Linked DNA regions of Mus musculus: regions 1 and 2 are each linked to region 3. A link is a loop called in an ENCODE intact Hi-C map of the cell type or tissue named here. Cell type or tissue: gastrocnemius. All regions are shown on one strand.

The links. Hi-C counts contacts between places; a loop is a spot of excess contacts. Peaks named below come from ENCODE experiments on the same cell type or tissue, not always from the same donor. Only the 100,000 strongest peaks of a DNase experiment are listed, where the experiment ranks them.
Region 1: a loop joins it to region 3, with 2.0 times the contacts of the local background. A loop is called at or near these places in 2 of 42 quality-filtered maps.
Region 2: it touches region 3 in a loop (2.4-fold over the local background); 4 of 42 quality-filtered maps call a loop at or near these places.

Annotation. Positions count from the first base shown.
Region 1 is chr16:24,790,322-24,798,321 of GRCm38, reverse strand. All of the region lies in intron 8 of Lpp (LIM domain containing preferred translocation partner in lipoma), which reads right to left. Among named protein-coding and RNA genes, the nearest start is that of Mir28a, 34 kb to the left of the region's middle. In gastrocnemius, no CTCF peak of the experiment used is centred here; no DNase peak of the experiment used is centred here; H3K27ac peaks cover 761 bases.
Region 2 is chr16:24,987,263-24,995,262 of GRCm38, reverse strand. Lpp (LIM domain containing preferred translocation partner in lipoma) reads right to left here. Exons shown (of 13, transcript NM_178665.5): 13 at 2,685-8,000. Among named protein-coding and RNA genes, the nearest start is that of Gm52245, 50 kb to the right of the region's middle. In gastrocnemius, a CTCF peak has its summit at 7,580; DNase peaks (open chromatin) are centred at 3,848, 4,483 and 4,760; H3K27ac peaks cover 1,600 bases.
Region 3 is chr16:25,052,351-25,060,350 of GRCm38, reverse strand. A230028O05Rik (RIKEN cDNA A230028O05 gene) reads right to left here and starts at 712. Exons shown (of 3, transcript NR_040374.1): 1 at 548-712. In gastrocnemius, no CTCF peak of the experiment used is centred here; DNase peaks (open chromatin) are centred at 982, 1,257, 1,837 and 4,018; H3K4me3 peaks cover 1,993 bases; H3K27ac peaks cover 3,554 bases.

The sequences.
Region 1 (8,000 bases), 260 kb after region 3:
AAAATCAAGATGAAAACAGAATACAAAGTGTGTGAAACTGGGGGCAATGTCAGCTGATACCCATCAACAATCAATGATTTATAATAGCAAAGAAATCCAAGTGTAACAGCGAAAGAGCTGTGACAACAGCTGGCAGGATAGTCACCCAGATCTAAGCGCAACAGCTGGAATGAGCAGTCTCTACCCCCCTGCTTCTCAGGATCCAGACTTTGGTAGTTCTTGGGCATTTTCACAAGGCTACAGTATTAGGAAGAACATGCACACTGGAAGTGAAAGGGGAGGGAATGCTTGAACAGAGGAATACTTGATATGGTAGCCTCAAACAATTAAAAATCCCCAAACAATTCAGTAGTTAACAAAATACCAGAAGGCTTGCCAAATATTCATGGAAAAAGTAGGGCAGTGTGGACTTTATTTGGAAAGCCCTGTGAGAAAGGAGGGATCAGGTATTCCTGACAAAGCAAATACAGGATCCCCTTTTCAGAGGCACTGAGTGAGTGGCAAGGTGCAGGACCGTGTACTAGAGAGCACAGGAGACTAGGAAGTTTGGATTTGTATCCTTACTTCATAAAGCCTGCTCTTGTGATGAGGTGCGTTCTCCTGTAACTTCTATTTCTCCAGGTGGCTGGGAACCCCGGCCCCAGCAGAATACTACAGAAGACTGCACAGTGCTCTTGCTTGGTATTATGCACTGTCACTTGCTTAAGCAAGTAGCTTTCCTAACCTCTTCATTTCACATGGAGAAAACAAGGCTGATTTTCCCAACATTTAGAGAGTGGGAAAGCCACATCAAGAGTGAGGGTTCCAGAGCCCCTCCAGATTTAGTCACAAGAAATAATTCACCTGTTGGCAGTTTAAGGATACTGACTAGTGTCACTTGCTTGCAATTTTTCAAAACTGACAGCTTTGCCTTGAGGCCCTGGCAGGTAGACAAAATGGTTGCCACTGGCTTTTCCAGTACTGTGTTTATACATTTAACTATTTGCTTTCCCTACCCCATCCCAGCTACCCAAACTGATCTCTGATCTGGGGGTTTGCTTTGCAATTATTTCACAGTTTGGAGATCTACTTTAGAGAATAACCATTGGCTGTCACACAATCAAGATAGCCAGTATCAAAATGCAGAATGTGTAAGGAGGTCTGTGTATAGCATGTCCGCAGGACTTAGTGTTTGCAACCAAAGCATTCTTGGGCCATCTTAAAAGTCCAAGAGTTCTATAGATAGAAGATTTTCATTGCTTGCTATTTGTACCAGAATAAAGTCACTATTCAAAGATGAATATAATACTGAAAAATTCAAAACACTGGATTAAGTCACTTATCTTTTGGATGGACAAATAGTTTTCCCTAATACCCAGTAGATATATTCTCTCCTTCAGGAAGCACTTATGTGCATTACTATAATTTTAGAATTTTAAAGATGAAATAATCTCCATGGTGAAGCATATAGCCTACAAGTCCCGTTCATTTCATAACAGGAGTCATCACTGTAATGTTCCAGCCACTCCGGGAAGAAGAACACACTGCTTTCAAAGCAATGGAGTCTTTCAGAAAAGTGAATGCTGGGACTTCTGTCACTGAGCTGCTCCTACGTGTCTTGATGCACTTTATTATACTGTGGTTCTTATTCTCCACTTGCACAACTCTCTGCAATAATTTTTCAAGACAGGGTTCTCTGTGTAGGCTTGGCTGTCTTAAGCTCACTCTGTAGATCCAGCTCTCCTTGAACTCACAGAGAGCCACCTGCCTCTGCCTCCTGAGTGCTGGGATTAAAGGTGTGAGCCACCTTTGCTTGGCTTATCTGGAATCTTTAAAATAAGTTTTTAATTTTTGAAATTATAATATAATTACAACACTTCTCTTTTTGTTTTCTACCTTCACATCTTCCTATGTATCAACACATTGCTCTCTTTCAAATTCACCACCTTGTGTTCTTAAAAATTATGGGTGTGTTCATGTGTGTGTATGTGCATGTATGTAGATGTGTGCACACATGCATAACACATTTGTGTGCTTTGCTTATGCTTCATATAGTCCTCAAAGCTAGGCAGGGTCATTCTATACTTTGTGAACCCCCCCCCTCCCATTTGAAACCCAACAGCACCTATGAAGCAAACTCTGGAGCTATGTGGTGCTAGGTTTGGGACATTCTGCTCTAGGCAGCTTTAGATTCTGAGACTAAAAACAGAATGGGGTGGATGGGGACCTATACTGATTCACGGGCATGAAAAATGTGTGTGGCCCCTTCACTAATGGAGCAGACCATCCCAGTCTTCACTCAGAGGAAACATCCTAAGAGTTGTGCATTATGTATCTTCAGTTGCCAGTTAGCTTCCCAAAGACACAGCTGCCTTTATGTGATTTATAATCATTGCCTTTTTGTTTTCTGTATATATGAAGTTTTTTCATACATAAATTATGTACTTTTTGCAGTTTTCCCTCCACAGGTTGCCCCACCTCATGCAATGATTGGACTAAGCTCTTCCAGTCTCAAACCTGAGCATTCCAGGGAAGATTGCTTAAAATGCTTTCTCTCTGCTGGGAGAACTCAAATTGGAACTATTTTCTAATTCCCGACTCACAACACTTAGCAAAGGCTGTGGTGACAGAAAAGTTATTTGTGCGGGTATCTGTCTACACAGGTGAAGTACAGTCTACAGTCTTCAACAGCGCAGCCCAGAAGAGTCAGTCTCTTCTCCAGGCCACGATGCAGCAGCTCAGCAGGACGGGAGACACTGATGGACTTCATCATTTGGTTGAACGCAGTGTTTAAGTACCCAGTCGTTTGAGGAAAATTGTGGAAAATTGCTCCATTTGGCATTGTTATTGATTTGTGAAGACATGTGGGGTATATGTGTACACACACAGACACACAACTCAGCCAGAAAGAGTTTAATCATCTGAATTTTAAGGATTTTGTTGATTTTTCACCAGAAAGTATGTGGGAATCTTGAAGTAAAATATGGCTAAATCAGTAACATATACCATTTTAAGGCATTCTAACAAACAAACAGAATAAATCTCTATAACTCCCACACTCCCTGTCTTCTCATTATCTCCTCTGCCATGAATGTCCCCTTTGAATCCTGTTAGGAGACCTGAAGGCCGAGTCAGCAGCACAGCCTTTCAGAATCCCCTCTCGGGTCCTAGAGGGCACTGTTCTTTCTCACAGCCCTTCATACTCTCTCCTTTCTCCACACATTTGTAAACAGATTTGCAAATCAGTGCCCATACATTTTGGATTTATTTTTTACATTAACTATGGTGCTCTTCGTGTTCCAGGTATGATTAAGTCATCAGAAAAAACTTCCATGACTTTTACTTAGAAGTAGAAAACTGAGGTCAGACATTTCACAAACAGTGAAATTACTGTATGCAGATCAAGCTTACTGATATGACTGGGAGCTGGCATAGTAATCCTTCGTGGTATTACAGAACCAAGCAATGATGAAGGTGGACAACTACTGATGCAACCCAGGCAATTAAATATGGCCAGCTTTACTCATGAACACACAGACAGTGCCAAATGAAAGAAAGCAATAACAAGATAAATTGACAACACATATTAAGTGAGTAAAGCTTATATACATAACCTCAATAGCTTACATGTTCAGGATTCATAAGATGAGGCTCTGTTTGCTCTAACACAGTACTGTAAGGTTTAAGACAGCCTGTGCTACCTAGTAATTCCAGGTCACCCTGGACTACAGAGTAAAAGAGACTAAACATTACCCAAATACAAGGAGATGCCCATGAACGTGACGTGACTGCAGAGTAAAATGAATTCTCTTTGAATGGGGCTGGCGGTAGAGCTGAACTGTCCCAAACTTGCCTAGCATGCATGAGGCCCCAGGTCCAATCACTGGCACCACAGTAAGTATAAAATATCAGAGTAATAAAGTGTCTTCTGGATACAACACACCACTGCACTCATTGCTCATGGGTGCTATATTTGCCTGTATAAAATGTACACAAGACCTAGCCAACGTAGCATGAGATGCTGAAGGGTTCACAAGCCCCAACCCTAATGAGGAGGGCGGGCATGTGGAGAGGAAGAGTCAGTTTTCCTTAAGGGTGTGGTTCTGGAAGGCTGAGCATGCCCCATGGAAGGTCCCATTAAACGGGCAGCACAGATTAGAGTGAAATGGGAGTATTAAATACAAAAAACATGAAGTTGACAACAGATAGGGAGGTAAAGATAGATCTTGGAAGAGTTAGGGTAAACGTGATCAATATATTTTATCATGTTGTATGAAACTATAAAATAATCAATTAAACAATACACATCATCAGATGTTCAATTTCCTTTCTTTATCCATCTCATCGACTCAGGCCAGCTCTAAGACATTCCTTAAAACTCATCTGCTTGGAATGAACTTGGGAATTCATCCTCTCATAAAAACAGCACTATAATTGGATGTTGGGTTCACAAGTTAATCCAAAATTCTATTAAACCCATAATTATGTTAACCATGTTTTTAGAACCCAAAATAGAGACATGGTATGACAAGTTCAATCACAAGAGGAAAGCGATAATAATGATAATAACTAAAGTTTACAGTTAGAAATGGTTCTAAATGCTTGAACATGTGCCTATTTGATCCTCACAACAGCCGAGTGAAGAAAAGCCATGTATAATCCTGTCATATTTGAGACCCACCGAGGTTAAGAGAGGTGCTCTAGGTTCAGAAAAGAATGAAGCAAACACAGAAGTGGATGCTCACAGTCAGCTATTGGATGGATCGCAGGGCCCCAATGGAGGAGCTAGAGAAAGTACCCTAGGAACTAAAGGGATCTGCAATCCTATAGGTGGAACAACATTATGAACTAACCAGTACCCCGCGCAGCTCGTGTCTCTAGCTGCATATGTATCAGAAGATGGCCTAGTCGGCCATCAGTGGAAAGAGAGGCCCATTGGTTGGGCAAACTGTATATGCCTCAGTACAGGGGAACGCCAGGGCCAAGAAGTGGGTAGGGGAGTGGGGGGGGGGGGAGAGGGCATAGGGGACTTTTAGGATAGCATTGGAAATGTAAATGAGGAAAATACCTAATTAAAAAAAAAAAGAATAAAGCCAGATGAACAGAATCGTTATTGCAGAATCTCCGAGGAATCAGAATCTCACAGCCTCTGAACTCTCCTGTCTTACTAACAAACAGCTGAAATCCCCACCTTACTTTCTCTAGACCACACTCAGGGCTGTGGAATTAATTATAGGCAGCCCAATCAGTCCTTCCCCTAGCTGCCTTAAGGGTACTAGGAAAGGTGGCACACTTCCAAACCACAGCTGGAAGTTTGTAGGACCCATGTCAGAGAACTAAGGCAAAACAGAGGCTTCGGGATGGGTAAAAAGCCTGATTTGGGGATCTGCAATAAAGAAGACAGCTCATCTAGGTGGAAAATACACCCGGCAGTATGCAAGTGGCTAGCAAGCCTGCAAGGTGGAGGCCTAAACACTCAACACTATGGCTCTCAGTCTCAGTCAATGGTGTGGCTTGGGCTCTGTTTCTTGTCCTTTTTTACACATTAGGAAATGTTAGCACTGAAACCTTCTCCCCCTCTTATGTAAGTTCTACTATGGGAGAAAAACTGCAATGAGGAGATGTAACCAGTAGCCGAGGGTCCAATGGGTTAGTATAACAGCAATAAGAAAAGGAAAAGTACAGAAATCAGCTGACAGTTACAGCCAAAGTCTTATGATAGTAACAAGGGCGGAGAGTAAGCAGTAAAACTGTTGACATCAAGACTAATGTTAACTCAGCCAGGAGAAAGCGCTGTGGCATCAGGTGAAAAAATTAAGAAATCAAGGGACCATTTAAAACTAGACAGTCAAAGTCAAAGGCCTTTATCATACTGAAGACTCATTTCAATGTCAAAGGGATATCTGTAGATTGAGGCCAGGAGATTTTGACCAGAGACAGTTCTATACCTTTGGAGGGCTAGTTTCTCTCTTTATATGCACCAAAACTTTGAGCAAATCAAACAACTGCCAAGAACAAAACATTCTCTTAATAAAATGGGCATAATGATTACTTACAAGAGAACTCTACTGAAAAGACAAAAAGAAATGTCTCAACAGTACTTCATTTACTGTGAACCCAATATTCCATGCCAAATTATTTTAATATAGACATATGAAGTGCCTTGACATCAAACATTTGTTTCTAATACTGCCCATCGACAGAGGTTTATTCTGTTTCCTGTGAAATGTTTCCTAGAGCTCACAGTGCACACTGGAGCCTGCCTCTATTCTGCCTCTTTACTTTAGGTCCTGGCACGGGATGAAGGAGCATTACTAACGTGCAGTCCACCTTTACGAGAGGCAAGGAACCTTCTAGATGTACATTGTGTGGCCTTGTCTCAACATCCTAGCATCTTACGCTAAGGCACGGGATGTCTGTAGGAAAAGCTAACTGGAGAGGAGGGGATGGTACACGCTCTTTATCATCCTTTAGCTAAGGTACTGTATGAATGTCTTCTGGGTGGTTACCTTTTTTTTCCCCCTAAATTTTATTGAAAGATTAAGAACTACACATCATATAGATTGGAAATATGATTGACAACAAAATTTTCCCTTGGTATTCACTGATTAGTAGTACTCAAAGACTAGTAAACTCTTTTAAATGAGAGATAAAAAACAGTTAATACTATAGGAGTTCTGGGCCATCTAACCTTTTACAACTACTCAGCTCTGAATGTAGAAAGATCAACTCTAAACAACCCATAAACAAAGGATTGTGGCTGCACTCCAGTACAGCTGTGTCTATAGTCACTATCGTAAGCTCAATTTGGCATACAGGATGCTGTCTTCTAATCTCATTTGACAGGTTTAGATTATTTGCTGTTTTTCTAATTTTGTTTTTGTTTTTTGTTTTTTATACATAAGATGGTAGGGAAGCAATCTACAACTTAAGTATAAGGCACTTAAGCAAAGTAGTATGGAAGGTGACCTGCCGTGAAACAGCGTGATGTATGCATGAGGTCAGGTCCTTGAGAAACATCTCATGCAGGCCGTCTACAGGTTTCTTTAGCACTGAGTTTTTATAAAAGTTGGTACAAGGGCTGGTGAGATGGCTCAGCGGGTAAGAGCACCCAACTGCTCTTCCGAAGGTCCGGAGTTCAAATCCCAGCAACCACATGGTGGCTCACAACCACCCACAATGAGATTTGACTCCCTCTTCTGGAGTGTCTGAAGACAGCTACAGTGTACTTACATATAATAAATAAATAAATCTTTAAAAAAAATTAACAAATTAAAAAAATGCTGTAAAAAAAAAGTTGGTACAAGGCATTGGAAGTCGATTTTACATCTCTCTCTCTCTCTCCATTTACTCCTTGTGAACATTAGAAGACAGGAATCATATTCCAGTCAGAAATTATGGTTGATTTCTCTGTTTCTCTTCTCTTTCCTGTCTGTCTCATCTCATCTCCTCTACTCCTCTCCATTCCCTGCTGTTCTGTTTAAATTTCGTGAGTGGCTAACTAGAAGCCTTGATAGAGTGGAAACTTCATATTGTCTTGAAGACTGCAACACTGGGGATGCCAGACAAGGGGTTATTAAGTGCTTTGCTTTCAGCTCAGCGCTGAAGAGATGGTTTGTATCCAGACCACAACTTTATCTATGGCTATTACTTTCCACAGCAGCATGAGTTTTACTTCAGGGACTCTGGGTACCAACAGGGTAGAGCCCTGTCTTTTTGGAAGCTGAAATGAAGACCGGCCTGATTTTAAGTGCTAAAACTAAAGAAACACTGAACCACAGATGTAAAATTATCATGCTAAACCTGGAAGCCCCTCTAACAAACAGTCCTAGCCCTATGCTATAAGGACACACATACACACACACACACACACACACACACACACACACACACACTCACATGCCGTATTTAAGTAGTTACAGTATAGCAGTGGCAAGCACCATCCCATGAATGCCACCATCAGAGCATTATACTTTGGGAACTTGAAGCGATTTCAATTTGAAGGTTTTGAGAAACATAAA
Region 2 (8,000 bases), 65 kb after region 3:
TGACCTGTTTCTGACTTATATTTTAGCATGAAGTCGGATTTCATTTTAATCTACTCCTTAAAAAGTCATATTTAATTGTAAATTCTAAACCATTTATGTGTACTGTAATTTGTAGTTATGAATTCATGCTCTTTAAATGTATATATTTTGTTTGTTTGTTTTCAATGCAAAAGCAAGAGCAATTTTATTTAATCCAGTATGCTGGGGCCACCCTGCACATAGGGAGAGAGTGACCCTGTGCAGCCTATCCAGCAAGCCTTTACACAATTCTCAGGGCCACCACCATTAAGCACAATATGATTGGCAGAACAGTGTGACTTTTAAACTGATTATTCTATAGGAAATGAGGTGGGTGGCCAATGGTCTTAGCAATGTGTCTCTGAGCTCCAGGTGGCTGGTTCCTCCCTCCCTGTGGTCTGAGGGATGTAATTAGCCCCTCTCTTCCAGAGGGGAGGGGTGCCTATGTTCTTTATGACCTTTAGCTTCCAGGAGGGGGGGGGGTCTGGTGGAATTTTCTAAGGGCTGAGGTGACCTCTTCATTCCTCTTTTCTTTGTGCAAACTTCAATCCTGAAGCTATTGCTGGTATTCTGACAGCTCATACTCCTAGTCTGCTATACCTAGTTCTTTGTATCTTCTGCTTTAAGATCATTAGCTGTACTGTACTTATGTGCTCCTTAACATTATTTTATGTGTGTGTGTGTGTGTGCAAGTGCATGTTTGTGTGTGTGTGAATTCAGGCTTTTACATGTTTTACATTTGTCTCATTTTTTTTTTCTTTTCTCTTTTTTTAATCTTTGATTTGGGAGCTGAGGATGTAGCTCAATTGGTAGAGTATCATGAAGGACCAGATACGGTCTCCCACACATCCCAATGTAAACTGGGTGTGGTTGCACATGTATAAATTTTACCATGCAAGATATGGAGGCAGGGTATTCAGAAGCTCAGGGTCATCTTTGGCTACACAGAGAGTTTGATGACAGACTGCATTACCATCTTTTTACTCCACCTTTTTTCCTATTGATTTTTGTGGGTATATACTTTCTTTCTTTACATGGTAGCTACTGAAACATTTACATATAAATTTAATTTCAAAATCTGGTTATCCAACTGCACCCTTTACCTAAATCAACAAAAACTCTCACAGCTTAAATTCTTGTTCACTGTGCTTACATTTTAATGCTGTCCAGAATTTCAGCTTTGCTGGTTTATTTTTTCAAGTAAAAGGATTGCTCAGTATAACAGTCCATGCAGATTTAACTATGTGGCTGCTATTTTCTCTGCTAACCATTCCTTGTTGAAATACTGCTATTCTTTCCTGGTTTATTTCTTTCTGAAATATTGTGTTAAGAATCTTTGCTTTGGGTCTAGGGACATCACAGGTTTGCTCAACTCTGTATCATTATTGTCACACATCATTAAACAATCTGTATGCTAGCCCTGCACTGAGTCAGGTGACAGGACTCAAGCTCTGCCTTGTCATGATTCTGGACGTTGGGGAAATGCTTTTATATCGCTGGGACTTAGTTTTTCTTTGGCAGGTCATCGTGAATGGTCTCTAAAGGTCCTTCTATCTCTCAGAATCTCAAGTAGGACAAAATGGGTACACAGAACATTAGACTACATAGAACAGAATGGGCTTGTCAAAGAGCATCAAGTGACTGAGAAGGTGAAGAGATGGGAAAGGAAAATTACATCATCCATGCTCCTTATGATTTCAACTTCCTGAATTTCCCCAGGATTCATGATGTACTCACCATGCATTCAAAGATGAACCTTCTATGTGGCAGCTTTAAAAACAGCTGCCTCTGTGAGAGCCCTCCTGCTCACAAATCTCAGATGTTTGACCAGGTGCTGGAGAGAGAGAAGGGCTTCTCTCCAGTTTTTGTGATGGGAGACTCAGTCATACTTTAGTAAGCTTATACCCTAAGGCTTAGTGCACTGGGTGTTTTTGTTTTCTTGACATCTGCTGAATGAAAAAGTGAACTTGTTTTTTTTTTTTTTTCTGTTATTCTTAGAATATAAATGAGGACAAGATGATGACAGAGCATGAAGAATGATTAAATGCCAAGTGCGTAAATGCGGTCTTGCTCCCTTGTATCTGATTCATCCATCCCTTTCTCCTAGAGATCTGTACTATCCACTCGCCCCACTTTGGATTATACCTGCATTCCTCATGGTGCCTAAGCAAAGAGTGATTGTGGTGTTTGAGAAATAGTCATAGTACAAGTGGAGAAAAAGTGTCAAACGAGGGTAGAATTCCACCAGGCCCACCTCAATGGACCTACTTACTTGGGTCTAGCATTAAAAGGCCACACATACACACTCATACACAGAGAGACATGTGTGTGTTCCCATACGCACACATACACACATACGCACACTCACAGACGTGTGTGTGCACGTGCGCGCGCGCACACACACACACACACACACACACACACACACACTTCTGCAGAGTTCAGAAAGAGGGTGCTGAAGTGGTTTGCGAACGTGTCAGAAGTTGAGCTCATTTGTGTTGATGGAGTGGGGGCTTCATGTTCTTGCAGCATAACTCGCTCTGAGAGGCATTCCCAGTCTCAGAGGACCATATGGAAAGCAACTGGTGAAAAAATGAATCACAGTAACTGGGCTTAAAAGGAAACAGAGATCATCTGACTCCGAAAGAATTCCACACAGAGGCAAGTTAAGTGGAATGAGAAGTTTATTGGATTTTTAAATATAAAGTAATTCTTTTACAGAAAAAACTGTGATTTTCATATTTATTCTCATTGAGCACTGGGGAAACACAATCAAAACTGATAGAATGTAAATAAAATCATGTTTTAATATAATTGAATAATGTGTAAATACAAAAGAAATTACCCAAACCACTTTCTTGTAACACAACTTCTGATTTTCAGAAAGGATTATGTGTGCTCCCGTGGGGATGTCAGCGATGGTTTATGAGACAGCAAAGATATGCAATTTGCTTACACTGTGAAAATACCAAGGCTCTGTCAGGATCATGCAGATGAACAATGTCATATCCTCTATGCGTCTGTGTAGCTTTTCCTAAGTTGGAAATGTTACTGAGTCTTGAGGCTGCTGCTGGTGAGGCTGTGATGGTGGCTAGCTAGGAGGAAGTGCCTGCTCCCAGGAGATAGGTTTAGCACAGGGAAAGCCTAACAGCTTTTCTCTCCTGTCCTTACCCTGTCCCATTAAACATGACTTAGCTTTCATATCAAGCTCTCTCTCATGGCCACAAGTCACCAGACTGAAACTCAGAGCAAGGCCACACTGTGTCTGTCTCAGTTTGTTTGTTCCCAAGGAGGAGTACCTGTGTATCCCAAAGACTTGAGGACAGCACACAAGAGATTTTAGAATTCTTTTCTAGCACTGAAATCTGATCAGGTCAACAGCAGAAAATTATTAGTGTTGAGATTAGATAGAGATCAAAAGATAGGTAACAGGAGAAATGGGAAAAAGTACTGCCCACCTCTAAAAAGAAAAAAAAAAAATCAACCTGACTCCAATCATGACGTTCCTAAAGAAGTACGGCCATAGCCCTAAAGCTACTCACCAGTCCTGTTCCTTCAGATCTCGTGGGTTGCTGGGATCATACTGGGCAGAGTGGCAGACAACCACGATGGCACTAAATCTGTCTCCCACAGTTTGTCCCCTCTACTTGCATTTGGTACAACTGAGTAGGAGTGGTGGCATTTCATGGTAGCTTGGTGACCACTAGGGCATCACTAATGTCCTTTCAGGAAGGCTAAGTGGATGGGGCGACACATCTTACTTTCCTCACAGGCATATTCAAGGGAATATGGAGCCAAATGACTTAGAAGGAAAGGAAGCGACTTGGCAAGTGTAATCTGCCAGCTGGTTGAGTCAGACGACACATTGAGAACAATCTTTTTTGGAATCATGTCCTCCGTTCAACCCTTGTACGATCATACGGTATCTCCATGTACCTCAGCACATCTACCTGGCTCACCTCCGAGCACGACTGCTGGGTAACCACTCACCCTCCCAGGCTATGCTGCTGCCTCCTCAAAAATACCTAGAGTTCCTGTCGCTGACAGAGAGAGCTCCAGGAACAAAAGCCCTCAAATAGCATGGACTGGTATTCTTAGGAGCTGGAGTAAAAATGCTTCAAGGAGCTGGCAGGGATGCCTGGCCCCCTGAGCTTACACTCCCTATAGCCAAGACGTTAGTTTTCTCTATGTTAGCCTGTAAGATAAAAGAAACCTGCTGACACTCAAAACTTAGCAATACTTAGTTTTTAAAACACACATGACACATATTAATTGCCTTTCCCTCTCCTGATGAAATGTTCATGATTGTATTATTTCCATGAAATACGGGTTCCTCAGCAATTTGCCACTATTCCTGGGATATAAATGCAAAGTGGCTGTGTCAGCAGGAAGTGCAGGAGACTCTTGTTTTAGCCCATTTCATGGTAGCCACTGAAGGGGAGATTGGAAATGAGCCACCCTCTTCAATTTGGCGATGCTTCCTTATCTCAGCACCTACCCCTGCTGATGGTGTTTGTGAAGCCCGAACAGTGTGAGTCCGGGTACCGTGTGTACATACATATGTAGGAATAACGTTTACGTTGCTCAGAATAGGCACTCTTTGAAGGCAGCACATCTAAAAGTAAAGTTAATAGAGCCTATATTTAGCACCCAACTTCTCACTTTGCTGATGTGTACGCTGAACAGAAGATCACAGATTTGAAATCAGTCTCGCAGAGGCCGGAGTCGGGAAATGGCTATATTCAGAGCTGGGAAAGTCTTGCCAACTCAACTGAAGCTGTTAAAAAGGCAGAGTTGGAGAAGGTGCAATCATGTTTCTCAAAGGTGATGGCACAGAAAGAGAAAAGCCTGCGACAAAGCCATGGAATAAGAAGCCTGTGCGAGCAGCTCAGGCAAGATTACTATCCCTGGGCTCTGTGCCTTTGTGTAACGTCTACTTTGTGGCAAGGGCTTACTACTTAGAAAGTTCACCTCATAATTGCACACATGCCCATGCTTAGCGGTAAAGAAAGAAAAGCCCCAAATCTGTTAAGTAACGATAAAGGCATAGATCCAGACAAGGCAATGCAAAACCCAGGCTAAGTCACTTCGCGGAGCCACCACAGAGCTCAGTGCTCCCTTCCGCTGCACAAAACTTGGCTTCTAAGTTTCAGGTTTTGCGTAAGGCACATAATTCCACACAGCATTCTTAAGACAAGAGCCAGACAGTCATGTGCCATCTATAATTCTATTTTCTCCTTGACATATTTTCTGGAAGGGAGTAAAGACTTGACTCCAACGCTTAGAGGGGAACTCTTCTACCCTTCATTCATGAGGAAAGATGTCTTAGGTAGTCTGCTAGTGTCCCCAGGTGTCCCAAGTGCACACATGGGTAAAGGACAGTCACTGAGAAATGATTTTGCTACTGCTTCCCTGCCAAACCTTTTTTTTTTTTTTTTTTTTTGATTAGATCAGTCTCTATTTCATCTGGGACACATATCAGTTTGGAACACATATCACTTGAAGTAGAAGGAAGGTCCAGGGTAATTCAGTTTGCCAGTGAGCGATTGAGGTCTGTGGCACTATGGCTTTTGGTAGTGTAATCCCATAGGCTGATGTATCTGCCACTCTTTTAGTAACCAAGCACAACTCAAAAGGTTACTACAATGCAATACTACCCAACTAGATTAGCTCCCATCTTAGGCAAAATGAGACCGTTCCCATTGATGGTATTTAAATGATGAAACTCCCTTTTTTCTCAGTCTGTGTTTGAAGGAATGAAACACGTTAGGCAGATCACATGACCTGGCCAAGCCAAGCCATTCTTTTCCTGTAATTCCTAAGTGAGCATCATGGCTCCAAAAGATGAGGAGGGACTAGGTTGTTTCTCTTTCACACAGTCTCCCCTAAGAAATAAAGCAAAAAGGGCTTGAAGGAGTTAAGTGTATAATTGAAGGCCAGCTCTGCCTGCTTTATATTTCCCCACTGAGAAATGGAGCTAAGTAATTTGGTGAGCAAAGATATTCAGATTTAATATATTTACTCCATTGTGATGGAGGATGAGGATTTATGAGAGCAACTAGGAATTACTCCTCATCACGATGAAGCAAAGCAGATGGGATAAAAAATGGCAACCCAGCCCCAAAGAACACTGGGTCCTTCGTCTTTACCGCTTTCCCCATAGAAACAGAAGGAATCAAGCAAGAGAGATAAACACCTCCCGTTCTACCCCTGCGTCAAATTGCCTGGACATATTTTAAGAGATAAACAGATCCACACAAAATTTAAGTAGCTTTTTCTTTTCCTTTCTGGAAGCTATGAAAATGGGTCAGGTTTAGGAATTATTAATTTCCTGGTCTAAAAAGCTAAAGTCTTTTAAAATAAGATTTCTTTTTTATGAGCGGTAATCTTGGTCTGATGGAGGAGAGGCTCTAGGGAAGACAAATGCCTAACTTACAAACTAGGGCATTTGAAAGGGTTTCTAGATTGAGGACAGATTTAATGTGGACAGAGAATATTTTCTTAATTAGTCAACGGATTTTCAACTTGTAGCAAACAACCAGAAGATAGAAAAAGGAAAGCCAAGACTGCACCTGGAAGGCATATTCACGAGGAAGTCAGCTCTAAGAAGAGTGTTGATTTGTTGACCTGCAATGTCGGCTGACTTCTAGAATGTACCCAGGGTGCTCCAAGCAGGGTTTTTGTTGGTGCTAAGAATACAGTGTCATGCTCCTTGTGATGAGGGTAGATTAATCCCATAGATACAATGAAGGGTACATTTCAGGAGGTCTGTTCATTCAATAGCACTTGTTTAGACATTTCAAGGCCTCTGGACTTGGGTTTGTTTGATTAGAAACTCCTGGTTGCCTCAGCACACTCTTGGGCTGACAGAGAGAATCATGGTTTTTGTTTTGTTTTTTTAACCTATAGCAGCTTCTGTCTCTTTGGGATATACATTGCGGTCCATTGGAGGGAGAGATTTCCTAAAACTCAGGTAACCTCTGCACACTACTATATTTGAAATAATATAGTCTCAATTGATATCCTGAACCTGACAGGTCCAGAGATGTTTCCAGTGAATGTAAAGCAACTCTCTGGGAAATTTTGCTGCAATGTGCTTCTGCACAGATGTCTGTTTTCAGTGGCCTTTGCTCAGGGGGTATCACCATAGAGGTGATCACAGAGACCCATGGCTTCTCACAAGATGACACAGACATGTGCAATCTCTTAATAATCTGCAGCAATATGATACACATATACCACCTGCCACTGATAACTAGATGGTTGTGGGTTTCCATGGATATTTTTCTAACAGGGCCTTGTGTGACAAGGGGTAGGTAAATACCCACATCTCACACTTACCAGCTAGATTGCTTTTGGCAAGACACTTAAGGATTCTGAACCTCAGCCTTGCTTCTAGGACAGGGCTATTAATAACCATCCTCCCAGGGCTCTTCTATGTGTGAAAGCAGCTTGGAAACTCTCTCAGGAATTTTATTATTTCACAGCTTAGAAATCCACCCATAGGTGCTGCCTACCCAAGGGCGGATAGCAGCCTCTGGCGACAGGGCTCTCAAATTCAAAGCTGATACAGAAGGGACAAAAAACCCTGTTCTTCCAAAGGCTAATGGTTGCTAGCTAAACTGTAACCCTGGGCAACAGTGAGAGAATTTATATACTTTTACATAAACCATAGCATCACCCAATCCCTTTCCTTAAGAACAGTATCCTTTTGTACTGAAGAGCTGATCAGAAGTAGTGAGTTTAGTAACAGTACCACTGAATTTTGTTTTTGACCTTTTCTTTGTAAAAGCTGGAGAATCGACAGTGATGTTTCCCAAATTTTTTAAAGGTCATTATCAGTGGATCTGATAAATGAAACAAATTGTTCACAAGACAGTTACTAAGGTAGGGCATGAGGCTATATGATAACTGTCAGAACATTTTGTTTTCTGGATAGAAATACACCAACAAAACTTACACAAATTCTAATATCTGACTGT
Region 3 (8,000 bases):
ATCAAGGACTCTCATCTGAGGAAGACACCACTTCCGGGTTTCACTACCAAATTCTCCCTGAGTCTCTAGCCACGGAGAAATGGGTTTGGATGATCACAGGAAGTACCTTTTTGGCAGTCCAACATGGCCAGAAATCTGAAGGGGGTGGATTTTAGTGGCTCTCCCTTTTTGATATTTCGCCTTTGGGAGACTCTTTCTCTGCTTACTTTCCAGGACTTACAAGTCCGGAGTTCCTTTGGACTTTAGAGACCTTAGGCTTTTAGAGACCTGAAGGTCACAGGATCAAAGAGGGACTTTCTCCTTTGGTCCTTAAGACCAACTGGTGAGGTAGGTTGAGAACAGGTAACAGTTAACAGGCAGAGAAAGGATTGACAGCTGCTGCCAGGAGCTCATCAGCCAGGCTTTGTATATGGAGCACCGTAAGCTTTCCAGCAGGAAGGAGGGGAAGGGTAGAAGGAAGAGGAGTAGCAAGCAGAAAGGGGGAGGAGCAGAATAGTGCCGAAGGACTAAACTAGAACTTTCTTCTTCGCCCCACCTCCAAACTTACCCCTCCCTCGCAACCCAGGGGGGAGAAAATGGGTCTGAGGCTGTGCGGTTGGGAAGGGCGGAGGGTAACATCTTCACAGATGCTGCAGCTTGGCCCTGCAGGGCTGCTGGGCCTTTGAAAGGCCACTTGTAAACTCTTGGTTCCGAACAGAAAGGCAGCCGGGAGGAGCTGGGGCGCGGGCAGGGGGAGGAGACCGGTCTGCCTTCAGTGCCTAGAAATCAAAGCAGCCAACCTTGGGCTTTTTCTTTCCTTCACACTGAGGCACTTTTATTGGCGAGATGAAGGGAGGCAGAGAGGGCCTACAGCCCTCGCTTCGCTTTTGGAGGTTAATGACCCAGTTAGCAGCTCTTGGCTGAGTTTCCGACATTTTGCAGACATCAAGCCCCGCGCCTCTGCCAAGTACATTCTGTTCCCTGGAGCCCATCCAATGCATCTCAGATTACTATGTAATGCGACAAAGAGGGAGAGGCGGCTGGGAGGGGCCCGGAGAGCTGGGCGGGGTGAGCGGGCGGTAGCCCCGAGAGCGGGACGCAGAAGCCGGCTGGCGGGGAAGAGGATGCCACTCTAAATACAGCTGCTCCAGGGGAGTCGCATCCCTCGAGGGGCTTCTTAGCTGGAGAGGGAGCCCGAAAGGAGGGTGGACAGGCCCTGTCCTCCAGGAATCCTGCCCCGTAGAGCCCGGCACGGTCCAGAACGCAGATGGGGGTGGGGAGAACAACCGGAGACCCGACAGGACAGCGGGAGGAGGAATCCAAGGGGCGGGCCTAGGGGCTCGGCTCCGCCCCTCCAGGCTGCCCCAGGCCCGTCCCAGCAGCTCCAGGGGTGAACAGCCTGCTGGCTAATTATAGACCTGAATGGAAAGCGGCGCTTTTGAATGATCTTGTTGCTCGCACTGCCTTCAGAGTCTGAGGAGCAGGTGCGGCCCTGCTATATACAAAGTGATTCATTTAAAAGCCCTCTGTCACGTACGCTCACTTACTGACACACAGGAATCCTTGTGCGCTCCACCACCCAAAGGATTCCAGAACTGGCTTAAAAGAACTTGAGCTCAGGGCAGAAACCAAGCGACTATTGGAACAACTTCACCACTCCTTAGTAGTCTCGCAGAGTAGATGAGAGAGGGTACTAGGCCTTTCTCAAAATGTTGAAAAGTAGGGTCTTTGCAATTTACAGCTGGAGAAACGGAGGCTGAGACAGAGTTTTGAGACGTGTCTGTGAGAGCGGGAAGTCAGTGTGAAGCTAAAGAGAAGCATGGGGTCCTGCCAGCCCCTTCCTCTGCCTGCCCAGACTGGAGCTTAACGTCTCCCATCCTGAACCTCTGGCACGGAAGAACACCCCTCCTTCTAGAATACCCCTCTTTCCTGAGTGTGGCACCTACCCGTTGCACCTCCCATCCCTGAATCCCACCAGTAAACCAGCTGAAGCCAGTTCCAGGCCTAGGAACTGGCAATCATGCCCATTTTCCCTAGTGTTCTGTATGAGTCAATCTGTTACGGCTCTGTCAGCACAATGCCCTGTGAGGAACTACAGAGGGGGCAAAACTTCCTTCCCTGTCAGCGTCTTACACCCACCTCGGGTTCACACTCACAGCTAGCCAAGACTTTCCATGACCTTGATGACCAACTGCAGTCTGCATAAGCACAATGGAGCCTCATGCCCATTTGATGGAGTCCTTGAAGAGTCTTGGAGGGAGGAAATGACTGGCTCATGGTCATCTGATGGTGAGTCTGTATGGAGAGAGCCCAAAGTGGGCCTGTCTGCATCCTGAGTTGAGGTCAACACACTTACTTCTTTCTTAGATCCGACCACAAGCCCACTCAGTCACAGAGAAATATTGCTGTGAGCAATCTGATTATTTGCTCTCTGGTCCCCACATCACCATACCAGTTTTGTCCACACTTATGAATCTGGGTGTAGAGAACTGTTATTTTTCTCTAAACATCTCTAAACCCAGCCAGTGCATCTGGCCTTAAATAGAAAGGCTGTCCGTCTCACCACCTAGGCCCACAAGTTCCACCTCACCTTTGCTGACCATTTTAAACTTAACATTTTCCTCGTTCAGTGTGAATGGTTAAAGAACCACCGTCGAAATACCGTGCTGAAAGAAACAGAAATTGGGGGGTAGAGATTATTTTAATAGCTTTTTACTTGCCTCTTGAAAGGAAGTTCTGCATCTTAGGATTTATAAGTATCCACCCTCCCCAACATACATTGTGTTCAGGCCAACCCTCCGAGCACAGTAAAACTCTCATATGGCTGGACAATATCATATGTACCTAAGCTGAAAATTGTCACGTGTCTCTGAAAACAGATGAATGTTCAAAGCACAGTCGAGGTTCAGCTCTGGGCTGCAGTACAGGTATTTAATCTGTGTGGGTGTCTACTTTGTTCTCTGTGAAAATGGACATAACCACGGCTTATAGAGGCTGTGCTGCAGGGCTGACTGGGGAAGGAGCCCAGTGACCAGAAAGGAATGAATGTCTCTTCAACCAGACTACTGAATTGGGAATCTGAATTCTATTTTTTGACTTGGATATATTTTTTAAGTTCCATGAATTTCAATTTTATCAAATACAAGAGGGTAACAATAGTGCATGCTTTATAATTATGTGGGTAAAATGAGTTTAAATGTAAAGGGATAAAATATATGCCTGGCACACAGTAAAGTGCTCCGTAGAATGAAAACTGAACATATATAGGGATTTCCTAGAATAATGCCTATCTGAAAGTGCACACACACTAAATAGCCACTCTATGTTTTCCTCATTTTTAGAATGGAATTCTCCCAAGATTAAATTTGAATACTATACATGAACAACTTGCGGTGCTCTCTAAGACAGCTCACAGCCAGCATTAGTAACTCCGTTGTTAGGGCACTGATTTGGTAAATATTATGTATTAACTCTGCATGATCAAACTTGACGAATGAAAGTGGATCGTGTCCAGGCCTTCAAGAGGAGGATAAGTAAGCAAAGACATGCTAGGAGCACATAAATATCTAATACCAAGGGAAACTGGTGTCTGCTTTGACTATCACAAAACACTAAGTGTCATGAAGCATCAAGAAGCCCAAGCACATACCTATAGGTGGGTCATTGGCTCAGGAATATGTGTGGTCATGGTAAAAAGAACACAGCACATCCTAGAGGAACTACCAAGATCTAGACACTTCGAGTTGACAAAAATTCCCAGTAAAAATAAGATAAAATAAAATAAAATAAAATGCAGCTAAACCCACCTCGGAATGGAAAGGGCATGCTCACCAGACTGCAAGATTGCCAGATTCAGAGATGGGGCAAAAGTCAAAAGACAACAGACTGAAAAGTGGAAACCAGGAGTCCAAAAGTTCCAAGAAGCCAGGAGGACCCCCATGGGTCCCACTGAGAATGAAAAGGCAATATTTGGAGGCCAGCTTCCTGTTCCAGCTGAGCAGCTGCCTATGTTGAATATGGAGTGGAGTGGAGGAGGGCTTTTCTGAGGCCAGAGCTGATGTGCCAGGGCCGACAGTGGGTTGCTGGCTCTTCCACAGCATCTTAATGTTCAAGGTTGATGTGTACTCGCACGTGTCATCCTTTATAACGCCGTTCAATGTGGAAATGGAGTGCATGCGTACTCCTGAGCATACCACAGCGACTCAAGCAAATGTAAACTTCCCGGGTCCCAAGGCTTAAAGGACAATCGAAGTGGTCCAGAAACTTGGTAGCCCTAGACAGACTTGTGTGTGTGTGTGTGTGTGTGTGTGTGTGTGTGTGTGTGTGTGTCTACCCCCTCAAATCAGTAAAGCCAAGTCAGAAAGCATGATGGGAAAAATTAGCATGTGGAACTTGAAGCAAAAATAAAATCCCTTTTGTGACCCTTCATCTGAAGTGTTTTAATTAACTGGTTTCTGGATTCAGTCCTTCTTTGATAGAAGAAGTGAGACAAAGGAGGTGGGAAGAGAGATGGAGGAAGGGAAGGAAGGAGAAGAGGAGAGGGAAGAAGATGGAGAAGAAGAGGAGGAGGAGGACATGGAGGAGGAGACAACTGGTTTTATTGTTTTCTGAAGCCCCCTCTTAACCGGATCCCTTCCCAGCTCAAGTTGGGGAGCATAAAAGAAACCCGACTGGCTTCATTCACTAAGGATTACAAGCAGCTGAAGGAGCTCTGCCCACCTTCCTGTTCCAACCTTTTTAAACCGTCGGTGGCATCGCCTTCATTGCAGCGGGGCAGGAAGTTTGGTGCTGTACTTCTCAAGCAGAGGCACAAAATGCCAGGTGCAGAAGTGCCAGCCCATAGAAGTTACAGGATTCAACCTCTTCCCACAGTGAGAGGTGTCAGGAGAAGAGCAGAGAAGAAATTCATGCGCGCATGCAGCCACCTGCTTGAGACGAGGACCTGAGACCCTGAATTCAGAGTTACTTCTCTCTCCATATAGCATGCACCTTTGAAGGGGAGCTTGGTTTTGCTGAAAAGAGGGGAGCTTTGACAGAGGTAACCACAGATTTAGACCCAGTTCTACTATACATGTACTTCTTACTGTTAGCAGGAGCCCATGTCTTCTGTGCAGCAGCAGCCACCATTGCAAAGCCCCGCTACTCTACGCCAGGCCCTGGAGGTCTGAGACACTAGTCCTTGGCAGTAAATTAGCAAACAGTTGAGCCAGTGTATGGCCAACTCCCTCTGAACTCCATGTTCTTCCTTATAGCACGCTGCTTCTGTGTGCCTGTTTTTCATCTTTAAAATATAAAATTATGCCTTTTTTTTTTTTTTAATAAAAAAGCAAGACATGGTTGGTCAGGTCTTTGGTCCCAGCATTTGGGAAGTAGAGGCAGGAGGATTAGGAGTTTGAGGTCATCTTTTACTTCATACCAAATCTGAGGCCAGTCTGGACTCCAAAAACAGAAATGCAATAAGCAAGTAAACAAACACATAGTACATGCTATATAAACCTTCAAATATTTACTTTGATGAACAGATTTTGAATGTGTTGTGTTCTACTTTAGGTCTCACTGTTTATGTAACTTAAGGATGTTGGATGCTGTCAATCATTGTCATCACACTCTGCCCCACCTTTCCAGTCCCAGCTGTCTCTATGTGCTTTCTCTCAAAGGCTTAACTTCCAACCATGGAGAACCCAAGCAGAACAGCTCAGGCAGGATGGCAGCTGACTCTTTATTCCTTGGTGTGGGAATGCTGTATCAAAGCGTTCAGACCCAACAAGAATAACTCTATCCATTCATAGATCCAGTCCAGTGTCTGGCAGGTTGTCCCTACCAGGGGCCAGGGCATTAGAGTTGGCACTGGAAATCCCCAAGGTAGGCAGCTGATAAACGCTGAGTCATGGGAGCAGGGTCCAATATACTTCTATCAAAGACAAAGCAGGCTGCAGCTAGACTAAAGTGGGTAGATCATAAAAAACAGGCTTAGAGCAAAATTCAGGTGGAAGCAATAGAGATTATAACACATATAGGCTTTCAGAATAGATAGATGTGTCCTTTATTCTCCTCTGATTACAAAGGCTAATAAGCACCATGAAAAGGTTGCTTGAGGATGCAGTAGGTTGGAAAAACACATTCATGGAGATGATGTTATCATATTCAGGGGAGTTGTCTCCTGTGTAGATGGGAGATACAAAGAAGAGGATGAGGAAAGTGGAAAGTGGGGGCCCTAACTATGTGTGGTGTGCTTGATTTCCTTAAGGAAAATGGAGATCTGAGGCAAATAAGGGAAACTGTGAGCATCTGCTCATCTTGACGATAAATATATGACATCTGTTAGAGCCTTTCTGTATGATTACTATTTAATAATTTAAAATAAAGACATAAAAGTAGTAAATATTTAAAATCTAATACATTTTATTAGTATCTGTCACTGTAAAAAATCTGGGGGATTTTATGAATAAAAACAGAGAAAGATAATGTGTTTTAAGTGCTACAATGTTGGCTGTCTCCTATGGTATTTCCAAGCCAAGGAACATGTCGGATTCTAGTAGGACTTTGGCAGTAGGCTTGTATGCCGATGCCGACACATGTGTGGAAAGGGAACTTCTGGGTTCTTTCAGTCATGTGGTCTCCCATCCCTAGCTGACCTTTCTGGCCAGGAAGTACAATTTTGATTTAGGAATTGGGATCTATTACACACACACACACACACACACACACACACACCAGGTACTTGAAAAAGACTCGCCAAAAATCACAGCTAATGCTACAAACCCAACACAATAAAATTTATGGATAAAAGACCAAGAAGGCTTAAACAGCACCATCAACCAGGGCATCTCATAGCATTGATAGAAACTACCCCCACAACAGCCCCATATGTCCTTTGCAAGGGAACATGGCACGTTGGTCAAGAGAAACTGTCCTGACCCACAAAGGTTACTGTCGCCCTTGAAGCAGAGCTCCCAGACCCTCCCTCAAAAAGAAGTTTCATTATAGAGAAAAGCTTGGAACCTTCTTGCCTCTGTCTTCAAGCTGACAGGAAAGAAGGATGAATTGTTACATGACAGGAACTTGTCAATATGGCTAGTGGCCAACTCATTTGACAGGAAACAGAAGAGAAATAAAGGATGAACAGGGGGAGCCGGGCAGAGCAGTCTGGGCCCATGTAGTCCTAGGGAAAAAAAACACAGTAAAGGTCAGACATGCATGGGGCAATCGTGCTCTCTAGGCTAGGTGGATTCGTAGAGAGAGGCACCGGCTGAAGAGGACTCTGGCTGCCTCTTACCCACAAGAGACTGTGTGTGAGGCTTTTTCACTTCCCCTTCCTGAGGACTGGCTTCCTCTTGGGCAAGACTGAGTCACTAGAATCTAGTAACTGCATCTCCAAGATAATTTCCATTTGTACCTTCCTGTGACTATTTTTGTGTTCCTTCTAATTGCCTAGGTCTTCAAAGAGCGAGTAGCAGACAGCAGAGGCCTACATAGACTGAACTATTTTCCCCCACAGTCCTGGATATGCTCAGACATATCCCTCGGGGTTCCACAAGGACATATTTACAAACAGCTTCCAACAAGCAATAAACCGACCGAATAAGCCTTGCAAGAGAAATCCTGTATACCAGACAATTTAATTCTGAACAATAGACCACATGAGGGTGTATAAATAACTAATTATACTACACAACATGAACAGTTTTTTTGGATGATTGCAAAATTGGGGAGGAAGGAAATGCAATGGTATTTATATATTTGGGCTTCAGTCAAAGATTTCATATTCACTCTTAAGCAATTTTACATACAAAATTAGCTCAGACTAGAACATGGTCAAACAACTCAAAACTGGCAGCAATCTGTTAGCCTTGGGCGGTTGGGGGGCGGGGGGGGGGGGGGAGTTTGTGTCCGAGCATTCACAGAAACAGAATGGAGAGCTGAGTGTGTGTTCCTGCAGTTTCTATGAGAAGCTCAGGGAGTGGGACCTCGGTTCCTGCAGTGACCCACAGAGGAGACAACAGTGGAGACTAGTTAGGGCC